4 separate regions of the Homo sapiens genome follow, and regions 2, 3 and 4 are each linked to region 1. A link is a loop called in an ENCODE intact Hi-C map of the cell type or tissue named here. Cell type or tissue: PC-9. All regions are shown on one strand. Links, peaks and the distances in the headings refer to the core of each region. The heading gives the core; the rest is flanking DNA.

What was found. Hi-C counts contacts between places; a loop is a spot of excess contacts. Peaks named below come from ENCODE experiments on the same cell type or tissue, not always from the same donor. Only the 100,000 strongest peaks of a DNase experiment are listed, where the experiment ranks them.
Region 2: a loop joins it to region 1, with 19 times the contacts of the local background. A loop is called at or near these places in 97 of 110 quality-filtered maps.
Region 3: it touches region 1 in a loop (7-fold over the local background); 17 of 110 quality-filtered maps call a loop at or near these places.
Region 4: a loop joins it to region 1, with 14 times the contacts of the local background. A loop is called at or near these places in 19 of 110 quality-filtered maps.

What each region holds. Positions count from the first base shown.
Region 1 is chr1:109,395,579-109,402,989 of GRCh38, forward strand. It overlaps SORT1 (sortilin 1), which reads right to left and starts at 2,340. Exons shown (of 20, transcript NM_002959.7): 1 at 2,009-2,340. The coding sequence starts at 2,314. It overlaps PSMA5 (proteasome 20S subunit alpha 5), which reads right to left. Exons shown (of 9, transcript NM_002790.4): 9 at 3,464-6,512. The coding sequence ends at 6,435. RefSeq lists silencers at 2,117-2,216, 2,227-2,296, 2,337-2,466 and an enhancer at 2,493-3,474. In PC-9, for the core only: CTCF peaks have their summits at 2,584, 2,790, 3,970 (motif pointing left) and 4,175; DNase peaks (open chromatin) are centred at 2,483, 3,343 and 3,923; H3K4me3 peaks cover 2,537 bases.
Region 2 is chr1:109,260,337-109,267,747 of GRCh38, forward strand. It overlaps CELSR2 (cadherin EGF LAG seven-pass G-type receptor 2), which reads left to right. Exons shown (of 34, transcript NM_001408.3): 3 at 706-928; 4 at 1,177-1,292; 5 at 1,472-1,560; 6 at 1,951-2,108; 7 at 2,470-2,633; 8 at 2,806-2,931; 9 at 3,275-3,441; 10 at 3,742-4,029; 11 at 4,118-4,292; 12 at 4,532-4,673; 13 at 4,855-4,975; 14 at 5,399-5,582; 15 at 5,769-5,870; 16 at 7,212-7,306. Among named protein-coding and RNA genes, the nearest start is that of CELSR2, 15 kb to the left of the region's middle. RefSeq lists enhancers at 471-970, 3,407-4,389 and silencers at 3,380-3,429, 4,808-4,994. In PC-9, for the core only: CTCF peaks have their summits at 3,456 (motif pointing right) and 3,681; a DNase peak (open chromatin) is centred at 3,505.
Region 3 is chr1:109,528,544-109,535,954 of GRCh38, forward strand. No RefSeq gene overlaps it. Among named protein-coding and RNA genes, the nearest start is that of GPR61, 7.6 kb to the right of the region's middle. RefSeq lists a silencer at 2,124-2,292. In PC-9, for the core only: CTCF peaks have their summits at 3,976 (motif pointing left), 4,230 and 4,438 (motif pointing left); DNase peaks (open chromatin) are centred at 3,928 and 4,488.
Region 4 is chr1:109,197,371-109,204,781 of GRCh38, forward strand. ELAPOR1 (endosome-lysosome associated apoptosis and autophagy regulator 1) reads left to right here. Exons shown (of 22, transcript NM_020775.5): 16 at 104-284; 17 at 609-705; 18 at 1,203-1,304; 19 at 2,484-2,610; 20 at 2,689-2,867; 21 at 3,365-3,530; 22 at 5,574-7,411. The coding sequence ends at 5,642. Among named protein-coding and RNA genes, the nearest start is that of SARS1, 13 kb to the right of the region's middle. RefSeq lists an enhancer at 1-1,166. In PC-9, for the core only: CTCF peaks have their summits at 3,918 (motif pointing right) and 4,120; a DNase peak (open chromatin) is centred at 3,971; H3K27ac peaks cover 156 bases.

The sequences.
Region 1 (7,411 bases), core at 1,126-6,125:
AAAATTATTGCAAACAGCTAAATGAAAGAAATAGAAGAAAATTTCTTTACATGTGGACTTCAAAGAATGAGTGGTTTTAGGTCTACTCTTCCACAGATTTGGCCTTAGAACCCCTGAGCCAGTTTTTTCAACCTCTTTCTTTGGAATCAATATATTACAAATGACACATCAATTCAAACTAACCAGGAAGACTCTGACTCAAGGAATAAATCCAGGCAGGGCATAGTGGCTCACGCCTCTAATCTCAGCACTGTGGCAGGCTAAGGTGGGTGGAGCACTTGAGCCCAGGAGTTCAAGACCAGCCTGGGGAACATGGCAAAACCCTGTTTCTTAAAAAAAGAAAGAAAGAAAGAAAAGAACAATTAGCTGGGTGCATGTACCAGTAGTCCCGGCTACTTGGGAGGCTGAGGTGAGAGGATCACTTGAGCCCAGGAGGTCAGGGCTGCAGTGAGCTGTGATCACACCACTGCATTCCAGCCTGGGCAACAGAGTGAGACCCTATCTCAAAAAAAAAATAGTAATTACACAAAAATTAGCTAGGCATAGTGGTGCACACCTGTAGTCCCAGCTACTCAGGAGGCTGAGGTAAGACTCTATCTCACAAAAAAAGAGAAAAAGAAAAACAGGAGTAAATCTAAATCCAGGAGTAGCAGCAGACCTAAAGTTAGGTCAACCAGCGAGAGAAGAATTTGAAATATGGAGCAAGAATGCTGTGACCAGCTAGCTCAAGGAAGGAAGTGGTCCAGTATAAATTAAGCATTAGTGTTGTAAAGCCTTTCTCAATCCCCCACTGTGAGAAGGAAGTCTATTCGATTTTTTTTTCTCATCAAGTAGGAAGACTTCCCAGTACTCATTCTACCCAACCTGTCTCACCCTCCAGCACTAGCTTGGCTACCTTTACACAGCTGCTGCTCGGGATACACTAAGCACAATTATTCCTGAATATTTGTGTCTTGTGTCCTCAGATCAGAGAATTCTATTACAGGTAACAAGTATGGTCCAGATAACCAGGCAGTCCAAAGGGAGACTGAGGCTTGGCTGACGCTGAAAAACGGTTACAGAAGGACAAGTGCTGGCACAGAGCCTTGGCCACCCATCTCTGCCCCCAAGTGCAATTCATTTTCTTTGAAAGAGGAAAACAGGCAAGGGAGAAAATATATAGAATTGAAAATACATTATGCAAATGTGGCTAGCAAGGATTAAATTGTTAATTTTAGAGAAATAGGAGAAAGATGCCCAAGTTGTGCTGAAGCAAGGAACCAGGACTTTCTTAATAATTAGTTTTGTCAGTCCAGTAGTGTGCAAAGGTTGAGCTGCTTGTCCCCAGGGACAGAAATCCCATAATTTTGAAAGTCTTTTGACCAAGAGCTGGCTCAAAGCAGAATATGTGCAATGCGTTTCTTAACTATTGAAAATCTTGTCACCACGGGATATAGACATGCTAGTCAGACTTCCGTACCATGACAGAAGGTCAAATCTGAAGCAGTAAAAGAGATCACATAAATATTGCCATCTCATTTCCAAGCTAGTCCCCTTAACTATTAAAACACGGTGACCAGATCGCTGCTTCGGGCCTCCTGAACTCCCGCCTCTCCCACCCGGAAAGTACTGACCCAGAGAGGACACACCTTTGCTTCTGCGCAGCCCAACTTCTGCAAGCGCTCAAGAGTTAATTACTCCTTCACCTTCCTGGGGCCTAACAGCGTTACTGGGTCCTGATTATTTATACAGACGAAAAACGATGTTCAAGAGATTTTGACAACTTAAAAAAAAAAAAAAGAATGCGGTGGAAGTCTAAGATTGCCTCCCCTATGACAAAACACAGCCCCGCCGGCCGCCCGGGCCCGACTCCGCCCGCCCGCCCGCCGCAGTTTCGGGGCTGCGGCCCGGGGGACGCGGGCGCGGCAGGGCTGGGGTCTCCTCCGGGAGTCGCGGGGCGCACGGGCCGGGAGGGGCACGCGGGCGGCACCTCGCACCCGAGCGGCTCCCGGGCCCGGCGCCCGCTCACCTGGTGCGTGTTGTTGGCCAGCTTGGCGACGAAGTCCCGGACCCGGCCGCACTCCTCGTCCTCGCCCGGCGCGCTGCGACGCCAACGGCCGCCGCGGGGAAACGCGCCCCCGGCTGCGGCCGCCCGCAGCCCCCAGCTCACCCCGATGGGGCCAGACCAGCGCGGCAGCGGCGCAGCGGGCGGCGGCGGCGCGTCCAGCCGGTCCTGGCTGAGGGTCGACGGCGGCAGCAGCTGCAGGAGGAGGAGGAGGCCGAGGCCATGGGGCCAGCGCGAGAGGCCGTCCGCAGCTCCCCAGGGCCGCTCCATCGCCGCCGAATGCCGCCGACGCCGACACCTGCCGCCCGGCGCGCCCGCCCACCCCCGCCGGCGCGCGCCACACCCCCGAGCCGAGCGCGGCGCTCCTTGGATACGCGCGGCCGGGCCTCTCCGCCCCATAGGCTGGCCGCCTGTCCCTCTTCCCCGGCCCACTCCTCATTGGCTCGCGTCGCCTCCGGCTTCGGGGGTCCTGGATTCGGATGCTAAGATGCGGGACTGATTGGCTGGAACGGGGCAGAGACTGCTGAGGTCAACCCCGCCTCGCCCGGCGTCTCCCGGGCCCGGCTTGTGGAGTTCACGTAGGAGCTTCTCATACCTTCCCGCCGAGCCCCGGGCTCCTGGCGTCGCGACCCCTTGCCGCACCTCTAGCGCCCTCAAGTTGGGGCTGGGTTACGTCCCTCCTGTTCCCCAGAGACACTCCTAAAATTCCTTCGGTGAGGCAGAGCCTGGAAAAACCTACCCAGGAAATCCCTGAGCTTGCTCAGCTGGAAAAGGGGGCTCCATCATGAACCGGGGCTTCGGGTTTTTATAAACCCCGCTCACTGGAGCGCCCATTGTCTGCTAAGCAGCTGCCTTGCTGCAAGAAGGTGAATGCGAACTGATGTGGGCCACATCCTACGGAGACAGACATCAGGACATCCGTGACTCCTGCAAGCCTGAAGAATAGTCTTTCCATACGTTTGGCCTCTCTCACCTTCCTCTTCTGAGGGGAGGTAGGCCAAAGGCGGAATTACTTACAGGTTTTCCAGGACTTCGAATGTAGCTTAGGCATTAGGGGCAGGTAAAAGAGGGGCAAGAGAATGATCCAATGCCTACTGTACACATGATCATTTCCTAGATGCACATTTATTTTACCAAAGTGCCTTAACTCTGCAGTGAGAGCTTCGGACAAGTTTGGTTCCAGTATGTGATGTCCTCTAAATTAGCACCCCGATCCACCTCTAATGAATAAAATAAAACCCCTACGCTGTTCCCTTTACCGCAGAAGCTGCACACACAACTTCTACAACACGTAGCACAGGTAAAACCAGTTCTGAATCCTTAAGCTTACTGACTCCATCCCTTCAGAAAGCTAGAAATTGTTCAGTAGAAAAGGTAGCAAATAGAAAGATACAAAATATGCAAGTCATTACACTCAAAGCAAGTAAAGATTACTTTTAATTATAAACTGGCCATAAACCCAAATGAGGATATAGTCATTGTAGAGCAAAATGATACAATGCACCCAACCCGATATTTACATTAAAATATTTCCAGTCACATTAACTTTCAAACAAAAAGACTTAACGAATTTACAAATTTTTCCAAGACGTGAGAAGTGAAAAATGTTTTTGAATGCCATCTGAGCAGGATAGTAAAATCACTAGAATAGTCTTTTTAAGTTCTCAGTTACTGGACTGAAAAGATAAAGCTGATGAAAATTGGTGAACAATTTGTTCCTTTCCATAACTACTATCAGATTAATTTAAAAAAGATTATTTTTAAATCTATGCCAACTATGGGAGTAGATCACAAGACAGTCAGTTCCAGTAGCATGTGATTAGGTGGGGGGAGGAAAGGGGGTTATAAAGGAATATTTCTTTGTTTGGGTGACACAAAGATGAATGGTCTATTGTCTTACTGTCTGAAAAGAAAAAACAACTCAACAGTGCCACCTCCTGGAGAAATTACCAAATACACTTTTAAACGCTATTAAATTTGTTCCAATTATCTGTACCTTCACTTTTTAGTATGTTGCTTTTAGTTATCACAGGCTTACAGTACTTATATATTTCCTTCTTCAAACTGTATCAGCTTCTGGGACATGGTAACTTGCATATGGCACTGAGAAAATGTTTGAGTGAATATATTTATTATTTCACTTTTTAAATTGGAAACCCTAGGAACTATATTTCATTTTTGTCTAATGAGATTGACATTAAATATAAAAGTGGCACTGTCAGTTCTCCTTTGTGAGATACTGGACATAAGATTTCACCTTATTTGCAGGACTAAAGTAAATTTATCTTATTACTAAAAACCGTACCTTTCTCCAGGAAACATTCTATAGCAGAAAGATAACATAAAGCAATTACACATCATGAAACCATTGCTGTTCGTAGTAAGATCACTTCTTTAACCTAAGAAAGCTTGTTTTAATATTCTACAAAAAAATCAAAGTTCTACCTCTTTGAAGAATGCCAATTATAGAAGGTACGAAATTTACTGTTTTACCAGGTAAAACACAAATATGCTGCCCAGCCAGTGGGAGGGAAAACAACTTAAGCTGAGGCGAACGGACATAGGCTAAGAGCTACTCCTTAGTATTTGGGCATTTTTCCCCCTATGAAATGCATGTGATTCAGAGACACAACTCACCTCTCCCAAAAGCAACATGGGCTTTATCCATTTCTGCATTAACCTAGAGTTAAAAAGGAATATTGTTTATTGTTTGGCTCTCCCCACTAGAAGTTTCACAGGAGCACAGATCATATCTACCATTTGAACAGCTCTCTGCCTGATGGCTAATACATTTCTTGGCATATAGTAGGTAGGTGCTCAATAAATTTGTTACAGGAATAAATGAGATAGGATTTTCAAGGGTATTTTCTATTAGGATTTAATAAAACAAAGTGATCTTTAGAGAAACAAATCTCCCCATCAACATGCTATACTTAATAAGTGTTAAAATCACTAGAAGTCTCTGGAACATTCAGTAACAATATACTCTAATTCTCTGCTTTCCTTATGTGTTATTCTAGGGCAAAATCCCTTTCTTCCAAATGTTTCCTATCATTGCAGTTTCCAAATGTATATAAACATGTTGTTTTTTGTTGAACTACAGTATGGATTTAGTATGAATTCAGCCTATCCAAATAGTCATAATTTATTAACATATAGTACAACTTCCTACACATCAATATACCCAGAGCCCAGCAAATAATTATGGGGTCCCTGTTAGTGAATTAAATCAATTCTGCATCATCCACATATGGATTAGCCATGTTGTGGACAGTGCAAGTACTTTTCAAATCTCCAGATTTCCCTATTACTCAAGAGCTGGTGATCTGAAACAAGAAAATTTGAGCTGTTCAAGTCCCAACAGCTTAATTTTGTGTGTCCATGGGCACACAGCATTAGATTCTTCATCTGTTAAGTAGTGATACTGATACCATCTTCCCGTGGTAATTTTTGAGGCTGAGATAGAATGATTCTTTAAACAATCTCCACCAATCATATGATGGCAGCTCTAATGGGGAAAGTTCATCATTCATTCCAAAGTCTAATGTAAACTGCTTCTGAATTTTACAATTCTCTTACTGATATAGAGATTTGTAATTGATTGCCAGTGAGGCCAAGGTCATTAATTTAATTCTTAGTCCTTCACTTCGTAAACAAGGAAATCTCTTTCCAAATTGTCTATCAAGACCCAAGAACTGGTACAACACTGTTGATGGCTGATTCCAACCCATCAATGTTTTGAGGAGGACCTCAAAACATGTTCTTCTGATAGTCAATTAGTAGCATCTCCTTATAAGAAAAGCAGCAAAAATACACGTTTGCTCCAGAAATTATAGGGCCGAAATGGATTTACAGTGCTGTTAACATCTATTAACCACTGGGAAGAGCTGGACTAGTTCATTTATCAACACCATGGGATTAATGGATATAGTTGATTCTGTTATAGAGCATCACTAAAACAGTTTTAGAACAGACATCTTCATAGAATAGGGATATTAATAACACTGTCCTTTTGGCCCACTAACATTTGCATTTCAAACAAAAGACTGTATTACAATGGCTGGGCACAGTGGCTCTCGCCTATAATCCTAGCACTTCAGGAGGCAGAGGCGGGAAGATCACTTGAACCCAGGAGTTTGAAACCAGCCTGGGCAATATAGTGAGACCTCATCTCTTAAAAAAAAAAAAAAAAAAAAGACTATTAGAAGAGAACAGTCTATTAACAAATATTTTAAAATTTTCTTTATTTCAGAACTGCCTTTATGTACAGACATCATTTAAAAAATGCACATACAATGGAGATTTTCCAAGGAACAGGAGCTGGAAATAAAATTTAAGGACATTATTAGAACTGAAATTGTCCCAGAGAAGTTCTGAGGATCAGGATTCCTTAAATGTCCTTGATAACCTCTTCAAGTTCTTCCTTTGTGAACATGTGGAAATTCTGGCCAGGCTGCACTGTGGCTAGCTGGAAAGAAAACAGAAGGGTTAATAAGCTGGGCTGAGTTACCCTGCTGATGGCCCTACCATGGTCAGGAGAAGCTGTGTTGGTGATGCAGCTATTCATTAGGAACTAAGGGATCTGCTGTCCCAAGGATATCCTTTCCAGGCAGCAGGTCCCTAAAATAGCTCTCTGGCTCCAAAATAAAAATGCTTATTGACCAAATTTTCTATTTTAAGGTTAACTCACCACATCATACTTAACCAAATGCCTGGCATCATTGTCACTTCTTGAAGTCACTTCAACAGGGATCACAAAAGCAGCAGCAAAGTACATGGAGTCAGTACTTTTTTCTGTTAAAGACTCCTTTAGAAATATATTTGAAGTATATTTAAATACTTAAAAGTTGAGCTTGTGTGTGTGACTTGAGGTTACTTGGCCACTCTGTGCCTCTATTTCTTCATCTGTACAATGAGGACAATAAGAATAGCTAATTCATAGAGTAGTTGTGAGGATTAAATGTTAATATATATAAAGTGCTTAGACCATTATTGCCTACAACAAATAATCATTAACTATTGTCAGGTATTTTCTCTAAAATTGTTTATGTGGCAAAACTTAACAAAAAAGTTTTTTTTGTTTGTTTTTGGTTTTGTTTTGAGATGGAGTTTCGCTCTTGTTGTTCAGGCTGGAGTGCAATGGCGTGATCTAGGCTCACCGCAACCTCCGCCTCCCGGGTTCAAGCGATTCTCCTGCCTCAGCCTCTCGAGTAGCTGGGATTACAGACATGCGCCACCACACCCGGCTAATTTTGTATTTTTAGTAGAGACGGCGATTCTCCATGTTGGTCAGGCTGGTCTCGAACTCCCAACCTCAGGTGATCTGCCCACCTCAGCTTCCCAAAGTGCTAGGATTACAGATGTGAG
Region 2 (7,411 bases), core at 1,276-6,275, 140 kb before region 1:
GTTGAATTCTTGTCTGCTCTCAGGGCTCAGTTTCCCACTCTCAGCATGTCCCAGGTGCACAGAGGTCCTTAGTCTGGACCGCAGGGCTCAAGGTGGGAGTCCTCTGCCCCATTCCTGGGGGCTCCCCAGCTTCTCTCTCATACTCTTCCATAACCCAGACAAATCTAAGTGGAAGCCTGGTCCCATCCCCAGGGAGGGAAACTGATCTCAGTGCCTGAGAGGGACAAAAGCACCAGTGGGAAGGAGGGAGGAGGGAGGCTCCCAGCCCTCCCGCTGTCCTGCAGGCCCATCTGCTTGTGCACATTTACCCTCTTGGGGGCCAGGACACCCCCAGGTGTGCTTGGTAGTGTGACATCGAAGGCTCCCGGGATCCGGGCCTTACAACCAAGTGTCCCAGCAGGCCTGTGCTTATGAAACCCAAATGGGGTAGGGAAGGTGCTGGGGACTCCGAGGAACTTGCAGGGGAGCAGTGCGTGGAGCTGTGGCGAGAGCGGCTCAGTGAGCCAAACAGGGTGCCCATGAAGGGCTGGGGACCATAGGTCTCAGAGAAGATGGCACACGAGAGGAAGTGGGGATGCCTGGGAGGTTTGGGGAGTATTACGAGGGTCACGGGAGGCCATGGGAGCTATCACTGGGTTGTGGGGGGTCTCAGTTCCCCTCCTGTCCTCAGGTACTTGGTACTCACCTGCCTTTCCTCTTGTCCAGGTGAGCACTGTGAGGTGAGTGCTCGCTCAGGCCGTTGCACCCCGGGTGTCTGCAAGAATGGGGGCACCTGTGTCAACCTGCTGGTGGGCGGTTTCAAGTGCGATTGCCCATCTGGAGACTTCGAGAAGCCCTACTGCCAGGTGACCACGCGCAGCTTCCCCGCCCACTCCTTCATCACCTTTCGCGGCCTGCGCCAGCGTTTCCACTTCACCCTGGCCCTCTCGTGAGTGGCTGGGCACTGGGGGTGGGGAGTGGGCCTGGTGGGCATCTGAGGTGCCTCCTGTTCTGTGGTTGAAGTAAGAGGTCAGGCAGTGAAAGCGTGGAGCAGGCTGCCGGCAGAGCCAGGTCTGCTCTTGGAGTTGCCTGTGGTTCTGCCAGCAGATCTCCCTCCCCTGCGCTGGTTAGGTGGCGGGGGTGCTGGCATCCAGGTGGGTACCCCATTCCCTGCCCCCATCCCCAACTCCTGTTCAGGTTTGCCACAAAGGAGCGCGACGGGTTGCTGTTGTACAATGGGCGTTTCAATGAGAAGCATGACTTTGTGGCCCTCGAGGTGATCCAGGAGCAGGTCCAGCTCACCTTCTCTGCAGGTGATCACAGTTGCCCCCCATCCTTGCCCATCTTCCAAAGGCCCCAAGTCTTCCAGCCCCTGACCCCAAGCCACATACTCTATCAGCCAAATCTGGGCCCAGCCCCAGCCACTGGCACCCCAAACCCTGCCATTCCTAGCCCTCGTCAGGCATTCCAGCTCACCTGGTCCTTTCCCCAGGGGAGTCAACCACCACGGTGTCCCCATTCGTGCCCGGAGGAGTCAGTGATGGCCAGTGGCATACGGTGCAGCTGAAATACTACAATAAGGTGGGTGTGGAGGGCACAGAGGGTTGGGGGTTCTGTTCTTGCCTCAGGTGCTTACCCAGCCCTGAGTGGCATTGCCTCCAGGCTTGGGTGGGCTGGTCAGGGCATTTCTGGCTGAGAGGAAGGGAGCGGCTGGGAAGGTGCCACCTTGCTGGGCATTCCCACCCCACTGGGCACTGCTCGATGCTCTCTGTTCCACTAGGCAGCCGCAAACTTGGACACTGAGGAAGGTAGTTACATGCATAAACCACGTGAGCACACGTGTGTGTATATGCATGTGTGTACGTGTGTCTGGGCATGTGGGTGCACACAGAGGCACCCAGTGTGTGCTGGCCATGAACCTAGTGGGCTCTGTACTCAGTGTCCCCCTTCTCTGCTCTTTCCTGTCCACAGCCACTGTTGGGTCAGACAGGGCTCCCACAGGGCCCATCAGAGCAGAAGGTGGCTGTGGTGACCGTGGATGGCTGTGACACAGGAGTGGCCTTGCGCTTCGGATCTGTCCTGGGCAACTACTCCTGTGCTGCCCAGGGCACCCAGGGTGGCAGCAAGAAGTGAGCAGGGGAAAGGGCCAGGGATGGGGTGAAGTGAGGGCAGGGCCAGGCAGGGAGGGAAGGTGGAGAGGGTGGGCTTTTGGGGTCTCTCTCCCTTTGCCTCTCTTAGCCCCTGCTCAGCCCTGGGGATGGGGTCAAGACTGGGGAATCAGAGCAAGGCCCTGTGGGGCAGTCTGGGGAGGGGGCTGAGTGTTCGACAAGAACAGTTCCAGGTAGGGGTGACGCCCTTCCTGAGCACTGCTCTGCAGGGCCTCTTGGACACCTGCCTACGCCGTTCGTGTCTCTGGCCTGGCGGCAGAGCGAGCGGAGGACCAGAAGCTCCCAGCCCTCCCTTGTGCCGCCACCATCTTTGCTCCCCCAGGTCTCTGGATCTGACGGGGCCCCTGCTACTAGGCGGGGTGCCTGACCTGCCCGAGAGCTTCCCAGTCCGAATGCGGCAGTTCGTGGGCTGCATGCGGAACCTGCAGGTGGACAGCCGGCACATAGACATGGCTGACTTCATTGCCAACAATGGCACCGTGCCTGGTATGGGGGCCCGGGGTGGAGCCAGGCTGGGATCCCAGTGCTGAGAGGAGGGGCTGTGCCTGGTGTGAGGATGCCAGAATGGAGGGTCTCAGAGGCCTCTCTAACTGCTGCCACAGGCTTTCTCTTTAGAGCCCCAGCTCAGGTCCACTGAGCTGCCTTCTCTCCATTCCAGGCTGCCCTGCCAAGAAGAACGTGTGTGACAGCAACACTTGCCACAATGGGGGCACTTGCGTGAACCAGTGGGACGCGTTCAGCTGCGAGTGCCCCCTGGGCTTTGGGGGCAAGAGCTGCGCCCAGGGTAGGAGGGGCGGCTGTTAGAGGCCACAGCCTGGGTGCCATCAACAGTCTGGGAACTGGCAGGGTTGGGGCAGGCACTGGGCAGGGCTCTGCTGAGCGGGGCTGTGGGTGGAAAAGCGTGTCTGGGCAGAGCCCTGAAAGGGCAACACAGGAGACAAAGGGGCCAGTCAGAGGCAGGCCTGGGCACAGCGTGGGGCGGTCCCAGGGCAGGTACGCACTTTGGAGGGCGGGGCTGATGAGGGGAGTGGGCTCTGCCTCCCGTGCAGCCGCCACCGCTGAGCATCACAGCCCCAGGGCCCTCTGAGGCTCCACCCGTCACAGTCTGCCTTTTCCTGCCTCCCCAGAAATGGCCAATCCACAGCACTTCCTGGGCAGCAGCCTGGTGGCCTGGCATGGCCTCTCGCTGCCCATCTCCCAACCCTGGTACCTCAGCCTCATGTTCCGCACGCGCCAGGCCGACGGTGTCCTGCTGCAGGCCATCACCAGGGGGCGCAGCACCATCACCCTACAGGTGATGCATGGAAGGGCGGCTGGCCCTGGCCTGGCCATAGGGCCCTGGTAGCCTCTAGGCGGCTGGACAGAAGTGGCTGGGCAGGTCCTGGGCAGGGGTGGGGACATATAGAGGCCGCTGGATCCGTTGGGAAGGTCAATGCTGCCACCTGTTGGGCCTGAGGGAAATAAATACGCTTTCCTCTCTATGGCCTCAGCTGGGCAGCGGGATGGGTTTGATGGTCCAGAAAGGGGAACTGTGAGCTGGAGAACAGTGATTAAGGCCGTCTGCTGACCCTGTTTTCTTTCCTCCTGGTGTCAGCTACGAGAGGGCCACGTGATGCTGAGCGTGGAGGGCACAGGGCTTCAGGCCTCCTCTCTCCGTCTGGAGCCAGGCCGGGCCAATGACGGTGACTGGCACCATGCACAGCTGGCACTGGGAGCCAGCGGGGGGCCCGGCCATGCCATTCTGTCCTTCGATTATGGGCAGCAGAGAGCAGAGGGCAACCTGGGCCCCCGGCTGCATGGTCTGCACCTGAGCAACATAACAGTGGGCGGAATACCTGGGCCAGCCGGCGGTGTGGCCCGTGGCTTTCGGGGCTGTTTGCAGGTGAGTGTCCTGCCCTGCCCTCCCATCCCCTCCCCCACCACCTGCAGCCCCGCTCCACTGAGGGCAACACTGCTCCTGTCCCTCCCAGGGTGTGCGGGTGAGCGATACGCCGGAGGGGGTTAACAGCCTGGATCCCAGCCATGGGGAGAGCATCAACGTGGAGCAAGGCTGTAGCCTGCCTGACCCTTGTGACTCAAACCCGTGTCCTGCTAACAGCTATTGCAGCAACGACTGGGACAGCTATTCCTGCAGCTGTGATCCAGGTATGCTAAGGATCCAGGGCAACGGGCAGGTTATCAGGTGCCTGGGGCCACATGCTGGCTCTGCTGTGTGACCTGGGGCATGGGGCATCACACCACCTCTCTGAGTCTTAGTTGCCTACACAACAAAGCCATAGCCAGCTGATAGGATGCTATGTGGAAAGAAACAGATGAAGGGTTTGATGGAAGATGGTGCCAGGGGAGGGTGGGGGAATGAGCCTCTCTGGTCCTTCTGGTCCCAGGTTACTATGGTGACAACTGTACTAATGTGTGTGACCTGAACCCGTGTGAGCACCAGTCTGTGTGTACCCGCAAGCCCAGTGCCCCCCATGGCTATACCTGCGAGTGTCCCCCAAATTACCTTGGGCCATACTGTGAGACCAGGTAAGCAGACCAGGGCATGTGGCAGCAGGTCCCAGTGGCTGCTGCTTCTCTCTGGTGTGTCCCTCAGAGCCCCGAAAGCCTGGCTGATCCACAGCCAGGGTCAGAAGGGCCACATAGGGCTCACCTAGGTTAGGTGGGAGTGGCAGGGGGAGCTCATGCCTACCTGGGTCCCTCTCTGCAGGATTGACCAGCCTTGTCCCCGTGGCTGGTGGGGACATCCCACATGTGGCCCATGCAACTGTGATGTCAGCAAAGGCTTTGACCCAGACTGCAACAAGACAAGCGGCGAGTGCCACTGCAAGGTGACAGCCCCAAGCAAGCCTCCACTGTGGCCACTTGGGCCTCTGTCCACATCTCCTGGGCCCTAGAGGGCAGGCTGTAGGGATGGGTCTTCCTGTAGAGCTGAGGGCCTTGTGCCTTTGCTCTCACAGGCAGGGCAGTTGGCTGCTTACCTTCGTGTGTCTGAGGCGCAGGGGGACCCTGGGCCAATGTGTAACCCATGAGCTCTGGCCTGGTGTGGTGGTGGTTTGCAGCCTGTTCTGATTCTGTGACATCTCGCTGATGGGCTCAACTCCAAAGCATTGCTAGTGTTAATTATTTTGAATACTGCTCCTGAGGGGACCTGAGGTCGGGACCCTCTCCACAGGGGCCACAGCTGAGAAGGACCCATGAGCATCCTGGGAAGAGAGCCTGGCCAGTGACACCGTTCTTCCCTCCTTTCTCAGGAGAACCACTACCGGCCCCCAGGCAGCCCCACCTGCCTCTTGTGTGACTGCTACCCCACAGGCTCCTTGTCCAGAGTCTGTGACCCTGAGGATGGCCAGTGTCCATGCAAGCCAGGTGTCATCGGGCGTCAGTGTGACCGCTGTGACAACCCTTTTGCTGAGGTCACCACCAATGGCTGTGAAGGTGGGGCTCCTGGGATGGGTGGGCAGCCCTCCTTACAGTGTGCTAGGCACCTGCACCCCAGGAAAGCCAGGAAGGGGCTGGTTGCAGGCCTGGGGAGGCCTGGGGAGGCCTAGGGAGGGCTGGGGAGCCTGGGCAGGACAGCAGAGGGAGAGCTGCTCCTGGGTGACCATGTGCTCTTCCCCGCAGTGAATTATGACAGCTGCCCACGAGCGATTGAGGCTGGGATCTGGTGGCCCCGTACCCGCTTCGGGCTGCCTGCTGCTGCTCCCTGTCCCAAAGGCTCCTTTGGTAGGTGTTGGAGGCCCCGATGTGATGTCGAGGACATGGCCTCTGCTGTTAGTGGGATGAGGGCAGGAAGCTCCTGGCTGAAGATCCGGGGACCCCACTTTCTGGCCTCCAGGTCCTGGGATTTCATTTCCCATCTTCCTTGGTTCACATTCCCCCTTCCCCATGTTGCCCAGGTGTGCCTACATCTTGGACTGTTTTGTTTTGTTTTGGTTTGGTTTTTTTTCTGGGACAGAGTCTGTCACTGTCACCCAGGCTGGTGTGCAGTGGCGTGATCTCCGCTCGCTGCAACCTCTGCCTCCCAGGTTCAAGCAATTTTCCTGCCTAAGCCTCTGGCCGCCACCACACCTGGCTAATTTTTTTTTTTTTTTTTTTTTTTTTGTATTTTTAGTAGAGACAGGGTTTCACCATGTTGGCCAGTCTGGTCTCGAACTCCTGACCTCATGATCCGCCTGCCTCGGCCTCCCAAAGTGCTGGGATTACAGGCGTGAGCCACTGCACCCCACCACATTTTGGACTTTTTTTTTTTTTTTTTGAGACGGAGTCTCGCTCTGTCATCAGGCTACAATGCAGTGGCATGATCTCGGCTCTCTGCAACCTCCACCTCACAGGTTCAAGCGATTCTCCTACCTCAGCCTTCCGAGTAGCTGGTACTACAGGCGTGTGCTACCATGCCCAGCTAATTTTTTATATTTTTTTAGTAGAGACAGGGTTTCACCATGTTGGCCAGGATGGTCTCGATCTCTTGACCTTGTGATCAGCCCGCCTCGGCCTCCCAAAGTGCCGAGATTACAGGCGTGAGCCACCGTGCCCAGCCCACATCTTGGACTCTTAACAAAAATGCTGAAAAACCTGCACTGTGCTTGGCATAGGGCTGTGCTAGAGATTCAAAGATGAATCATGCAGGGTTCCAATCGTCAGCTCACCACCGAGTCCTGGAGTTACGCCACCACAAAGGCAGACAGTCTGGGGAGTAGGGGGTGTTGGCTGCTGACCCAGGACACCCAGCCCAGGATGGGGGCTGGCGCTGGTCCTGGACTGGCAATGAGCAGGTTCATAGGCAGGAAGTGGCGGAGAGCACAAAGTGGTGGCTGGAGACAGGCAGGATGGGGGCTCAAGGAGGTCGTATGCCCTGTTCCCCTAGAGCCCATGTGTGGACTGATCTTGCGGAGATTTTTGGCCCTGGTGTTCTACATACCTGTCTTCCTGTTTCACCAGGGCCCTTGTTTGCTAGTTACTGTCCCCGGCCCATGAGGTGCTGGCCTCCAGCAGAACCTCTCAGCCAGTCTCAGGGGCTTCCTGTGTGTCTCCCTGAGGCCGGCCCTTTTGGCTTCCTTCCCCCAGGGACTGCTGTGCGCCACTGTGATGAGCACAGGGGGTGGCTCCCCCCAAACCTCTTCAACTGCACGTCCATCACCTTCTCAGAACTGAAGGGCTTCGTAAGTGAACCCCCTCATCTCCATCTTTTCCCTGTCCTTCGTCCTGAGTCTCACTTGCCCCCACTCCCATCTTTGAGAACGGGGCTTCTGGAATTCCAGCCTGTG
Region 3 (7,411 bases), core at 1,163-6,162, 130 kb after region 1:
TTTGCTGAGCATGTTAAATGAGTCAAGGGTGATCCACTAGACCTTAATCAGTGGCTTTCAGAACTTGGAGCCGAAGCCCTGTGGTGGAATGGAACCAACGCTGACTATCTGGAATTTGGGAAACCTCATCTGAAACCTGCCTCTAACCAGCTGGATGTCCCTGAGCAAATCCTTCTGCTCCCTAGGACACAGCTTCCTCATCTGTAACATGAGGAATACGCTGTGCTGCTGTAAGGGCCCTTCTGCCCTTTGTACACCTCTGGATGTATGAGTCTACCAGCTCTTCAGGGCAGGGGCTGGACCTGGGCCTGGGCCTAGAAAGAGCTCACATCTGGAATTCAGGCCTTCTGACCTCTGTGTTCTATTCACCACTGATTCTGGGAATGGAGGCCATGGTGGGAAGTCTGGGGAGCGGCCGGTGCTATGCATAGCCTGGCCTCTGTCCAGTGGGTAGGAAACTGCCCAGGAACCCAGCAGCTAGCTGGACCCAATAGGACTTCCAGTGATTGGTGCTGTTCCCATGGTGGTGCTGGAGGGTGAGGGTGCAGGGCTGGAGAGTGGAGGTAGGATGGAAGGGAGCCCGGCAGTCCCCACACCTCTCCTGGAGAGTGAAGCCTCCACCAGCGGCCTGAGGACATGTGCCCAGGACACCTTGGAGCTACATTAGAACTCAATGTGGGGCTGGGAGTGGTGGCTCACACCTGTAATCCCAGCACTTGGGGAGGCCAAGGCAGGTGGATTCCTTGAGGTCAGGAGTTCGAGACCAGCTTGGCCAACATGGCAAAACCCTATCTCTACTAAAAATATAAAAATTAGCCAGGCATGGTACCAGCTACTTGGGAGGCTGAGGCATGAGAATCGCTTAAATCTGGGAGGTGGAGGTTGCAGTGAGCCATGATTGTGCCACTGCACTCCAGCCTGGGCAACAGAACGAGACCGTCTCAAAACAACAACAACAACAACAACAACCACAACAAAACACACACACACACACACACACACACACACACGCACAAAACAACCACCACCCCCTCCAAAAACCCTCAATGTGGAATAAATGGGAGAAACACAGAGAGAACTAAAATGAAGCCCTCGATAGCAGAATCAGCCAGGCATAGCAGAGCTTAAGGCTTATTAGAGCTTGCTTTCTCCCTCTGTAAAATGAGGAGTGAGGCTCGAGCTATTTTGGAGGTCTTTTCTAGCCTTCACACTTTATAACCCTGTAAGTAAGAATCCAGCTCATTAGGTACTACTGAACTCCCCTCTGACAGCAGTCTTCTCTGCTGTCCTCCTTCTCCCTCCACACGGCAGGTCAGACCGTGTGGAGAGCCTTGCCCCTGCTCAGGTGCTGCCCAGCTAAGCTGCTGCTTGCCCAGGCCCGGGACAGGGAGCGGGAGAAAGACAGAACTATTGTCTCTTCCCTACCTCCTTCCAGTATCCCACACTCCCCAAGGGCCAGAGGATCCCCTGCCATCTCTCCACCCCACAGGAAACCAAACCCGGCAGAGCCCAGGGGCACAGAGAGGTGGGCCCAGGGCCAACAGAAACAGCTGCCTTAAGGTGTCATCTTGCCATGGGGGTGGAGAGGAGCTGCACTTTTGAGGTCCCCTCTGAGACCAGCTAGGTAATTTGAGCCTCTTTCTTGCCCTTCTTAATTCTCTGAGAGAAGGCTCCGAGGGTCCCTTCCAGCCAGGTCAGGGCCAGCCCAGAAGCCATGAGTCCATCTCTCTGGGCTCCAGGATTGAAGGAGTAGAGCTTTTGTGTGTGAACTCCAAGGAGCTCAGCTAGCGTAGCAGCGCTGGAGAGAAGCACAGCCAGAGTGCCAGAGAAGGCAGCCACTAGGCTGCTTTCCCCTAGACAGACGGGGTATTGATCCTGCTTGCACGCCACCCCCCTCTCCCCAACACTCTCCACTTCATGGCGCAGCTAATGGCCTGGAAAAAACTGGCCAGCTGTTCCCCAGCTGTGACATAATGAGCTCAGGGACGATCAATGCCGTTCCGGTCTCTAATTAGGCCAGGGAGCTGGCTGCAGCGAGAGTGCGGCCTGTTTCTTGAGGGCACCACTTCTACTCCAGTCCCCAGCTGCTGTCTGTTGGCAGCCACCTGGGCCCATGCATCTACGTACCAGAGGAGCAGACAGGGCCCTCCAGCGGCCCTTGGGAGGGTCATTTGACCCAGAGCTCCTTTTCCAGCAGCAGAAGTAGCGACTTCATACGCACATTAGGTGGGGAGCCTGGCCTGCACGTGAAGCTCAGGACTCCCTCCAGCTGCGGTAGCACCCCTCTCTCTGCCTGGGTCTGTCACTCATCCAGTGGCCTTCAACTGCAACCCTCCAACTCCCTACCCCTGAAGCCCTGCCCAGGACCCTTCCCACTACTGGTCCTGAATGCTAAGCCCAGGACTGCAAGGAAGAGGCTGGTAGCACAATTGGCTTCTAGCCCAGCCTCCCTCTGCTATTTATACCCTCAGTCCAGGGAGAGATGGATCCGATACTCAGTGTATGCACTGCAGAGGAGGAAGTGAAGATGGAGAGAGAGATGGAAAGCGAAGGGGGAAAGGTGTACACTGAGGCAAAGAAACAGAGAGGTCAAGGAGCAGAGGCCCACGGCCAAGAGGCTCCAGGACTCAGAGAGTTCTGAGAACAGGATGCAGAGAGCAGACGACAGATCAAAGAAGAGAAACCAAATAAGGGAGACAGGAAAAGTGAGAAAATGGGGCCATCAAGGAAGAAAGGAGATGAGATAGAAGAACCAGGACACACCCTGTGCTTGTGGGGGTCAGGCCCCAGGTGCTGGATCAGATGTCTGATCAGGGAAGCGGAGGTGCTGGACACACACTGTCCAGGGGCCTGGTGTGAAATTACAGGAGTTGGGAGAGAGTGCCTCAGAGGCACAGGAGCAGGGCTATGTGGGTGTGAGCAGAGGCTGGTCTGGAGGGACAGGGCTGGGCAGGACAGGCTAGGGATAGGAAGGCCAGGCAGGGATCCCCTCCTAGAACTGTGGCTGTGGGTTCCACTCTCTGTGGGTGGAGGTTCAGGTTCAGGCAGGGAGCTAGAAGCAGGTGTCAGCAATGCGGGGAGGAGAGAAGGGGACTGTTGTGGGGATTTGGGAGTAAGGAGGGCCGGAAGGGAGGGACGTCTAGGCTTCCTGCAGCCTCTACTTCAAGGAAGCTCAACATAGCTCCACGGCCTGGGACAGGGCATTCTTCAGCCAGCTTCCAGCCATCCTGCCATTCACACAATCACACAAATCAGTCAGATGGAGCCCCTGAGAGGGGTCTTCCTGAGATCCAGCTGACCCTGGTCATTCCTTTCTCAGTCTTTTCCCAGTCCTAGGACTGCACCTCTTCATGACTGTGGTTTCCAGAATAATGGCCTGGTTTGTAGAGATCAGAAATGCCCACTGCTGTTTCCTGTATCCCTCCACCCACCCAGACTGAGCCTCTGAAGCTGTCCGGGGCCTGGAGAGAGAAGCCACTCAAGGACAGCAGCTGCTGACTCAGACGCTCAAATTCTCGGGCGGAAAAGGACCTTAGAGAATGCCTAAAATCGTGGCCCAATCCCTCATTGGAAGCTGGGGCTCCGAAAAGCCGGGGCTCCGAAAAGCTGGGAGAGCAGCCCAAAGCGTACTGCCCACTAAATGTGGATGCACGCTGGACCGCCGGTTCAGGCCTCCTTCTGGGACACCAGTCGGCCCATCTCTTCCTCATAAGCTCTTAGGAGTAGGAGGGATTTTATTTAACGAGCCAGGGCCCTCTCGCCTGGTCCTCCCAGCCGACTGTGATGGTGTAAAAAGGTCAGAGTCCACAGGACCACCATAGGACCACGGTCTCCAGGAGGGAGAAGGCAGGTGGCGGTTGGGCGGGGAGAAGCCTGTCACCGGGGACTGCAGTCAACTCTTTGCAGCTCTGTGGCCAACACTGCCCCCTTGTGGTTGCTGGCTGTCAAGGCAGTCTGGGGGCCGGAAATGGAGAGGCTTGGGTCCTCTTTCCCACCCAGGACCTCACCCTCTAGGAACCCCTGCCTCGTGCGATGCTGATTTACATCCTCCAGGGATACCCCTCCAGGGGAGGCCATCCAGGAGACTGAGCTTCCACTTGCCATTCTGCAGTAGGGTCCCCAGGCATGTGGGTGAGGGCTGACCACCTCCCGGGCGCCCAGAAACCCCAGGGGCCACTCACAAGCTATCTCTGGATCCCCAAGGAGTCCCCCAGAGTTCTAGGTCTGGAAGTCTGTCCCTCCCTTCAACCAATGGGCATAAGAGTCGGGGGGTGCTATTTTTAGGTGGGGCAGGAACGCAGGGAGAGGACTTTGGAGGGAAGGAGATGTCTGGGAAAGAGGTCACAGGACCAGTATCATTGTGCTCAGTGGTGTCCAGCCTGGACAGGGAAGAGTCAGGTTCCCTTGGGCTCAGCAGGGGTTGGCTTGGCTGAGGATGAGATGGTTAGGGGCGACTGACCCAGAGACATAGAGCAGGGGTGCCCCCCAGAGTCAGACACCAGGCACTGCTGGGAGTGCTCTGTGGAGCTCTCAGTTGGGAAACCCAGCCCAGTTCTTTTTGTTTTCAGGCCAGGGCCAAAGAAGTAGGCCTTGAACTGGGCGTTCCAGGGTGGAAGGACCAGCCGATAGTCCAGATGCCATGTCCTCTCAGGACAGGCTGGACAGCTTCTTATGATATCATTACTCTATAGGGAGAATTTCCTGGCACTCAAATTACCACTCCACCTTTTCCCCTCCTCTCCGAAGAATGGACATGGTCAGTCATGAGTACCTGGGCCAAAGATCCTCAGAGCCCCACCTAAGAAACATGAGAGTCATTTGATGCTGTATCACTTCATCTGTGACCTCCCCTTTCTCCTGAGTGCACTCTGTCACACATTCACATGCACTATCTCCTTGATGACCTATATGGATTTTTATTTCTCCCTCTGGGCCTGAATGACAAGGAAAATCCCTCGTCTCTGATTCAACCCCTTGCTCTGGAACTTGTGGGTTCAGTAAATACTTATCAAAGGACCCACCAAAAGACAGGAGGCTGGGCCTGGAATCCCAGCATTTTGGGAGGCCAAGGTGGGAGGATTGCTTGAGCCCAGGAGTTTGAGACCAGCCTGGGCAACATGGCGAGACTCCCATCACTATAGGCGGGCAGATCATGAGGTCAGGAGATTGAGACTGTCCTGGCTAACATGGCGAAACCCCGTCTCTACTAAAAAAAAAAAAAAAAAAAAATTAGCCGCGTGTGGTGGTGGGCGCCTGTAGTCCCAGCTACTCGGGAGGCTGAGGCCGGGGAATGGCGTGAACCCAGGAGGTGGGGCTTGCAGTGAGCCAAGATCGTGCCAGTGCACTCCAGCCTGGGCGATAAAGCGAGACTCCGTCTCAAAAATAAAATAATAAGATAAAATAAAATAAAATAAAAATAAAAAATTAGCTGGGTGTGGTGGCACACCTGTGGTCCCAGCTACTCGGGAGGCCGAAGCAGGAGGATCACTTGAGCCTGGGAGGTCGAGACTGCAGTGAGCCATGTCTGCGCCACTGCACACTCCAGCCTGGGTTTCAGAAAGAGACTCTATCTTAAAAAAAAAAAAAAAAGATAGGAGATGGGCACATCTGTGGCCTTATGTTTCCCTGCTCAAGACATTTTGCTATGTTGACTTCTCAGTCTGGCTTCTCAGCCTGGCTTGCAGGGGGCGCAGTCCCATAAATCTACCATAAATCTACCTTTCTATTCTCACTTCTTCCCTACAGCCAGATTATTTTTCAGTCAAATTGGAGAACTCACAGTGCCCTAATATTTCCTAAACTTGCTATTTCCATATTTTTGGTAGGCCTTCTTTTTCCATCTAGACTACTGTCCTCAGCCTCTTTCAGTTACTCACAGTTAAAATCCTACTCCTCCTTTAAGACCCGTGCCACTTCCTTCATGAAGTCTTCCTAGATTTCATGAGGAAGTAAGTTCACTTTTTCCTTTGAATCTCCCCAGCAATTTCACCATCCCTTGACACTTACAGCCTGCATTGTCCCCATCCTAGACATAAGCACCAAGAAGGCAAGTCTGTATTTGTTTAATCTTTGTAACCCTCTTCCTCACTTCCTATACAGAGCTTTGCATATAGTAGTTGCTCAATAAACATGTCTTGAATGGAGTGACATAGAGCCTGCAGTTTGGGCTGCTAGGAGCTGAAGGAGGTGGGAATAGGGTGCTCCCAGGCTTCAGGAGACCATAGGAATGTACTCAAAATGGGGAGACAAGGACAGTACAGAGGTAAGTGGGGTGTCTGGGCCTTCTCAGAACCTTGCTGGGGAGGAGGAGCTGAAGAAAACAGACAGCTGGGAGGTCCTAGGGATATGGTGGGTTGAGGAAGGGCCCCAGGAACCCAAATGTGCGCCATTAATGACAAGCTGAAAAAAGGAGCAGGACTCCGGAGGCTTGGGTTCTGGTTGCACCTCCTTTACCCTCTAGCTGTGTAGCCTAGCCCTGGGCAAGTTCCCTTTCCACTCTAGGCCTGTTCATCTGTAAAATCAGGAGTTAGACACCTGACCTCCTGTGATCCTTTCAGCTTTGCTACTCTGGCCCTATGTCAAGCTTCTGAAGCAGGGTTGTGCTGAGCAGTGGGGATTTGTGTCTGCCTCCCCAGGCTTCAGCACCGGGGATGACCCCACCCAGGTCCTGGACAGTATTTCCCAGAGAAGGGGACAGAGCCCAAAGCCATGGGGAAGGAGGTACGTGGCCTGGGTAAGCTGCGTCCTGGCTTGGAGGATGTGAAAGAAGTTCCAGGGGGAGATAACTCCCCTCCAATTCAGAGCAATTAAAGTGCCAAGTTTTCAGGCCCCAGGGAAGGGTTTTGGGGAACTCCCCTTTCCATAACTGTGCTTCCCTGTCTTCTTCCTTGCCTCATCCCCATAGTATAGATCTGGGGTTTGAACCCCAGTTGCTCAACTGTGTGGCTCTGCAAAAGTCACTTAACCTCTCTAAGCCCCAGTGTCCATATCTGTAAATGGAATCATTGAGACTAACAGAGAAGATTGTGTAAGACTACTCACACGAATACGCCTAGTGCTGTGCCTACTGCCAGAGCTCCCTTCCCGAGTCTGGAAAAGGACTGTTAGGGCAGATGGCCCCCAGGCCACAGGGCAAATGACTAATTCGCTTTGCCCATGCACTGGGTGTAGGGCAGGGCCTGTGGAGGGACAGGCTGATGATGGGAAGGTTGGATGGGAAGAACATGCAGAGGATATTACCCTGATTGCTAGTGAGGAAGGGCCACTCAACCTGTAGACCTATTTATTGTGTTATTAATAAATAGGAGACCCAGGAGCTCTCTGGGACTTTTCTGTGGGGTTCCAGCATTGAGCCCCTGCTGATGGACAGGAGGTGGGCAGCATGGGAAGGGCCCTGGTCCATAGCAGGCCT
Region 4 (7,411 bases), core at 1,345-6,344, 200 kb before region 1:
ACGCTGAAAATTTAGATGTAAAAAAGCCTTCCCTATTCCCTTCTGGGAATTCCTCTGTGACCACTCACTTCTTCCTACTTCTTCCTCCCCACTCCCCAACCAGGGTAGGAAAATGTCTGTGTGCACCGACAATGTCACTGACCTCCGGATTCCTGAGGGTGAGTCAGGGTTCTCCAAATCTATCACAGCCTACGTCTGCCAGGCAGTCATCATCCCCCCAGAGGTGACAGGCTACAAGGCCGGGGTTTCCTCACAGCCTGTCAGCCTTGCTGATCGACTTATTGGTGAGTAACTCCGCTGCCTCAGCCTTGTTTGAGAGTGTGTGTGTGTGTGTGTGTGTGTGTATGTGTAAGAGAGTGTGAGGTTACCAGTCTGGGAGGTAAAAGGCCCCACATGAGGGGCCCAACCTCTTGACCTGTGTTTTCTATTCCACTCTGTGTGCAAAGTGCTCCCAGGGACTCTGACAAACCCTTGTTTCACCCTTTCATAAGCCACTCAGGGATGTGATGAGATGAAGTGAGGTTGGATGTTGACAGGTATTGGAAGAATTGAAGTGGTTGCCAGCTAATGCTACTAGTGAGAACTAATTAGGAGCTCTAATTTGGCAGGGGTGACAACAGATATGACTCTGGATGGAATCACCTCCCCAGCTGAACTTTTCCACCTGGAGTCCTTGGGAATACCGGACGTGATCTTCTTTTATAGGTGAAGATGAGAGGCTAGGCTAATGCAAGTGAAACCTAGGACTCCTCCATAATTTCTGCTGCATCCCTCCCTCTCTAGCCACCTACTGCTTATCAAGCCAGAACATGTCTGAGGTCTAGCAGATCTGCCCAGTCATGATAGCTAAGGGCTGGGAGTTCCTGATCCCAGCTTCCTGGATATTACTGGAGCAGATCTGCCCTAGAGGCAAGGAGAAATATTGGATGATCTGCAGTGGACTTCCCTTCCAGCCTAAGCAGGCTCCAGTGTATGCTAGCCATGACTTTCCTAAACCAGGGCATTTCCCCCTTGACTACATATTGTTGATCCCCACCCTTTCCACGTATAAACCAAGGCCTGTGCACTCCCTGTGTGCCAGGCTAAAGCCCAAGTCCTGACTTCCCCAGCAAGGGAATTGCTCCATGCGGATTTCTCTTGGTGGCTGTCCAATAACACAGCTGAGTGACTCATTCCCTCATGGGGGCTGGCTTTCTCTGCAGGTCCAATGATGTGACCCAGTCCTGCAGTTCTGGGAGATCAACCACCATCCGCGTCAGGTGCAGTCCACAGAAAACTGTCCCTGGAAGTTTGCTGCTGCCAGGGTAAGCCCTGCAAAGGGATGTAACAAAGGCCAAAATCTCCCTTGAAGTCATTCCATCCTGAGATCCAGAGATTACTGAAAAAGAGCAAAAAAGAAAAGAGTTTGAGATCCATTAATGGGTGCTTAGGGGCACAGTCATGGCCCCAGACCCTCAGTCTTCATATGGCAAGAATGGGGTAGAAGGAAGAGTGAAAGCTATTCTCATATTCCTGGTCCATTAAGGCAGCAGCTGCGTAGCATGGTAACCAACAGCTCGGCTGAGAGCCAGGTTGAATCATCTCCTCCACTAACCAGCTATGTTATCATGGATGCATTTCTTACCTTCTTTAGGCCTCTTTTTTCCATATCTGTAAAAATGGGCATAATGCTAAATTCCCTCAGCGGGTTGTTTTGAGGATTAAATGAGACAAGGAGACTTTAGGACGTTTCATGATCTCTGGCTATTATGAGGATTAGTAAAGGTTTAGGGATCCTAGGAATCTCTCTGCAACGAAAATACCCAGTTCTGAGGTTAATAGCTGAGTGAACTAAATCAAAAATTTCTAAATGAATATGACCACAGGACACCCCCTCCCCTCCCCGCATAACAGCAGCTAACATCTTGACGGGCACTAGCGTCTTGAGGAAGACGTTTTGGATATGCTGCGCCTAAACTGACTGGGGAGATGGGGAGCAAAGCAGGGCGTCTTGACCCAGTAGTGGTGTCTGAGTGTCAAATCCCTGTTCTTGCCATTGTAAACATCACAGTAAAGTACATAACAGGTATCCATACCGGAAGTTCATTCCTGAACCCCACCTCAACTCCAATCCCACCCCGAGGAAGCTGCATCAAAGTGGCTATTGCAAAATGTCACAAGTCTGTGGGGAGGACAGGAACCTCAAAGGGGTTGATGAGACAGCCATGCTGGAGCTCAGACACCTTACAATAGCTCTCATAAGATGTCAGCAAAAACATAAACGGGCAGAGGGTGGGGAGCCCACTGGAGGCCAGGAAGGCCTCTTATCAGTGAAATCAGAGATCAAAACCTGTGTTAAGGACTAGTTGGAAGGATCCTGGTAGGGCTAATGGTTTGGGCAGGGAGAGGGTAAATCAGGCAAGCTATGAGACAACAGGCTTCCAACCAGATCTTCCCCACCCCTCCAGCGAGTGAGAGCTCAGGTCTCTTTTCTGCTTTGCTAGAACGTGCTCGGATGGGACCTGTGATGGCTGCAACTTCCACTTCCTGTGGGAGAGCGCGGCTGCTTGCCCGCTCTGCTCAGTGGCTGACTACCATGCTATCGTCAGCAGCTGTGTGGCTGGGATCCAGGTGGGTTTCCCTCTGATCGGGCACTTCCATGAGAGAAGGGAATGGGAGATCTGAGTTCCTTGTTTTTCTCCCCAACAGAAGACTACTTACGTGTGGCGAGAACCCAAGCTATGCTCTGGTGGCATTTCTCTGCCTGAGCAGAGAGTCACCATCTGCAAAACCATAGATTTCTGGCTGAAAGTGGGCATCTCTGCAGGCACCTGTACTGCCATCCTGCTCACCGTCTTGACCTGCTACTTTTGGAAAAAGAATCAAAAGTACATGTTGCGGTATTGGAGTGTGGGGATGGACAGGGTTGGATTATTGATCAGGGAGAATATCTGAAAGTATAAATTAATGGGGTTTTTCTCTGGAGTTGGCTACAGACTCTGTGACTTATCCAGTGCATGGTTTGGTTATCCTGACTCCTGAACAGGGATGGTACCACGTGGCAGTCTATAAATGGATGTTAAATTCTCAAAAGCAAAGAGTATCCTCAGTTTGCTATTATTAACAGTACAGAGAATGACATTATGATTTTGATATTTCCATTAAATTTTGAGATCATAGAAACAGACAGCCTTAAGGAACAAAGATCACTGAACTGGGAACTAAGATTCCTTCTATTACCCCAGCCCTGACACCATTTTACCATGCTTCAGTCTCCTTACCCATGGCATGGGAATAGGACCTGTTCATAGCCTAACCTCTCTACCTCTTTCCCCCTTATTCCCACATTTTGGGATCTTGTCTTTCCCATCCTCCTGTTTTATAGACTAGAGTACAAGTACTCCAAGCTGGTGATGAATGCTACTCTCAAGGACTGTGACCTGCCAGCAGCTGACAGCTGCGCCATCATGGAAGGCGAGGATGTAGAGGACGACCTCATCTTTACCAGCAAGAAGTCACTCTTTGGGAAGATCAAATCATTTACCTCCAAGGTAGGGGTCCTGGCCAGTGCACTGAGGTCAGCCTGGAGGGCTGGAGGAGACACTGCTCCTCAGACACTGAATGGTCCTGTACCGTTCAGGGATGGGCACCCTGCTCCCCACGCCCGATACAATTCCATTTCCCCACTCTGAAAATCCTGCCTTCTCCTTCTGTGTTTCTACACCAATACTCTTTCCCCCGGGGCCCAAGGCTGCTCTTGATCAGGCTCCTTCTCTCTCAACATGCACTCCAGTTAGTGAACTGTTTGGGCCTTTTCACTTCCAGAAGGAGTACTGAACCATCTATGTTGTAAGAATCATCCCCTACTCCTTTTTTTATTTTCACTGAAAAGGGAAAAGGTGATCTCTGGGATCAACTTCTGATAGAAGTCAGGCTCTCCTTTGACCAGTGGGGGGTGCTGTCTTCCAGGTGTCTGGGTCCAGTCCTTTGGGAGCTGAATCATAGTTCAGTCTCAGCTGTTCCCCACTGAGCAATTCTGAGCTGGGAGGGCTGGCTTTGTGTGGGTGGGTGAGTATGAAGCTTATAAATGCAATACAGACAATACTGTCACTGGGTGTGGGGCCAGCAGACAGCATACAAGCAGGTCCTCCAGGGCTATAGTCCTCTGCAGCACAACTCTGCCAGTGCCCATACCTGACTACTGCTCTGAACCAGTTCATCCCAATAGGAGTGGGTGGGGAGGGCGGAAAGAGGGAGGAGGGTATTGGGAGGTGGTGAAGAAAGGACCGTGCTTGGGTGTTTAGATTGCTAAGTCTTGTTTCCTTTGTGCTGACCTGCTAGGGAGACTCCCTTGGCCTCCTTAGACTGCGATTTCTTTTTTTTTAAATGAATGGGAGAACAGTTCACCCTGGGACTCTTGAGTCTATCTGGGACTGCTAGAATTCAGCAAAGGTGCAAAGCAGGGGATTTTTAAGATTTTTGGCTCATGCCTGTAATCCCAGCACTTTGGGAGGCCCAGGCTGGAGGATCTCTTGAGGCTGGGAGTTCAAGATCAGCCTAGACAACATAGGAAGACCCCATCTCTACAAAATAAAAAACAATCAGCTGGGTGTTGTGGAGCATGCCAGTAGTCTCAGCTACTTGGGAGGCTGAGGTGGGAGGATCACTTGAGCCCAGGAGTTGGAGGCTGCACTGAACTATGATTGTGCCATTGCACTCCAGCCTGGGCAACAGAGCGAGACCCTGTCTCTAAAAAACATGTATTTATTTATTTATTTATTGAGACGGAGTGTTGCTCTGTCTCCCAGGCTGGAGTGCAGTGGCATGATCTCAGCTCACTGCAACCTCCACCTCCCAGGTTCAAGTGGTTCTCCTGCCTTAGCCTCCCTAGATGCTGGGATTACAGGTGCTTGCCATCACACCTGGCTAATTTTTTTTTTTTGTATTTTTAGTAGAGACAGGGTTTCACCATGTTGGCCAGGCTGGTCTTGAACTCCTGACCTCAGGTGATCTGCCTGCTTTGGCCTCCCAAAGTGCTGGGATCACAGGTGTGAGCCACTGTGCCTGGCCAAAAACATTTTTTTAAAAGAAAAAAATTTTTTTTTTTTTGAGACAGAGTTTCGCTCTTGTTGCCCAGGCTGGAGTGCAGTGGCATGATCTTGGCTTACTGCAACCTCTGTTCCCGGGTTCAAGCGATTCTCCTTCCTCAGCCTCCCAGGTAGTTGCGATTATAGGCGCCTGCCACCATGCCTGGCTAATTTTTGTATTTTCGGTAGAGACAGGGTCTCACCATGTTGGTCAGGCTGGTCTCGAACTCCTAACCTCAGGTGATCCACCTGCCTTGGCCTCCCAAGTGCTGGGATTACAGGCATGAGCCACCACACCCCGCCTAAAAGAAAAAGATTTTTATTGTTCTCCAACTGACCCTGAAGGGAGCAAGCAGAATAGAGGGTATCTCATTTCTGTGTTTCCACAAAGCCACTGAAACAGGAATTTCATAAGGGTTCCTTCTGTCACCTATTTTCCATTTCTCTCCTTTGTCCCCAAACTTGCCCCTGTGCAGCAGCCAGCTCCTGTCACCATCTCTCTTTCAGAGGACTCCTGATGGATTTGACTCAGTGCCGCTGAAGACATCCTCAGGAGGCCTAGACATGGACCTGTGAGAGGCACTGCCTGCCTCACCTGCCTCCTCACCTTGCATAGCACCTTTGCAAGCCTGCGGCGATTTGGGTGCCAGCATCCTGCAACACCCACTGCTGGAAATCTCTTCATTGTGGCCTTATCAGATGTTTGAATTTCAGATCTTTTTTTATAGAGTACCCAAACCCTCCTTTCTGCTTGCCTCAAACCTGCCAAATATACCCACACTTTGTTTGTAAATTATGCCCTTGCTTGTATCTTGTTTCCCAAAATGGCCCATCCGCCAGAGCCATAGCTTCGTCTGCTCATAATTCTTATAGCTTTGGAATGAAAATATTTCTATCTTCTTAAGTATAGAAACTATTTCCTCTGTCCTCTAACTTAAGGGCAGAAACAGCTGGGAGTTTTCCTCGCATGCCCTCAGCTCATGATCTCTTCAGGAGAGAGGCTGGGTGAGGAGGGTGTCGGGGTTCCCTGGTGGATAATCTTCATAGCAGCCTGGATCCATTTCCCCTGGATAACCAGCTCAAAGGGAGTGAAAATGGTAGTCTGAGGGCAAGGGGAGCAAGGCCTGGGTAAGAAAAGCCTTGAAAAGCATAAAAAGAGGCCGGGCGCGGTGGCTCACGCCTGTAATCCCAGCACTTTGGGAGGCCGAGGCGGGCAGATCATGAGGTCGGGAGATTGAGACCATCCTGGCTAACACGGTGAAACCCCGTCTCTACTAAAAATACAAAAAATTAGCCGGGCGTGGTGGCGGGTGCCTGTAGTCCCAGCTACTCGGGAGGCTGAGGCGGGAGAATAGCGTGAACCTGGAAGGCGGAGCTTGCAGTGAGCCGAGATCGCGCCACTGCACTCCATCCAGCCTGGGTGACAGAGTGAGACTCTGCCTCAAAAAAAAAAAAAAAAAAAAAGAAAAGCACAAAGAGAGGCAACAAGGAATGTTTTTGTTTTTGAGACAGGCTCTCACTCTGTCACCTAGGCTGGAGTGCAGTGGCATAATCACTGTTCAGTGCAGCCTCAAGCTCTTGGGCTCAAGCTATCCTCCCATCTCAACCTCTCAAGTAGCTAGGACTACAAGTGTGCACCACCAGGCTCACTAATTTTTATATTTTTTGTAGACACAGGGTTTCACCATGTTGCCCAGGCTGGTCTCCAACTCCTGGGCTCAAGTGATCTGTCCGCCTCAGCCTCCCAAACTGCTGGGATTACAGGCATAAGCCACTGCACTCAGCCTTTTATTTGTTTTTTAAACCACGTAGCTCATTGCCTTCTCTTAAGTAAATGATAGATATTCTCACTGAAGCCAAAGGAATAAGTTCATCAAGAAAATGCCCAAAGCCCTGGTGGATACATCCTCCCTATCTTTTTTTTAAACCTTCCACTATCACTCTATGACACTGAAAAGAACCAGGTAAGCCCCAAACCCAGATGTTCCAGCCTTATCCTCTGTTGGGTTTACCCACAGACATAGCAAACCCTGTCAGTGAGGAAAATTCCCCATCCTTGAGTGCCCCCGTCCTAGAAGTTTGGGCCATATTATGGAACAGGGGTCTCTTATTTGAAAAGAGCACAAGGAGGCCAAGATTTTAATGGGGCACTTTAGGGGATACAGCCCACAATGGCATGGGCCTGAGGTGGCCGTGATGTCTGCTTCTAAGCTTAACGCATCTGCTCAGGCACAGAATAAACGTCTAGGCTGGCCAAAAAAGGAACTGAATCCCAGGCCCATACGCCAGCACCAGAATCAAACCAGTCTTCAAGGAAGGAAGGCTAGGAGAGTTTAACAAGATTT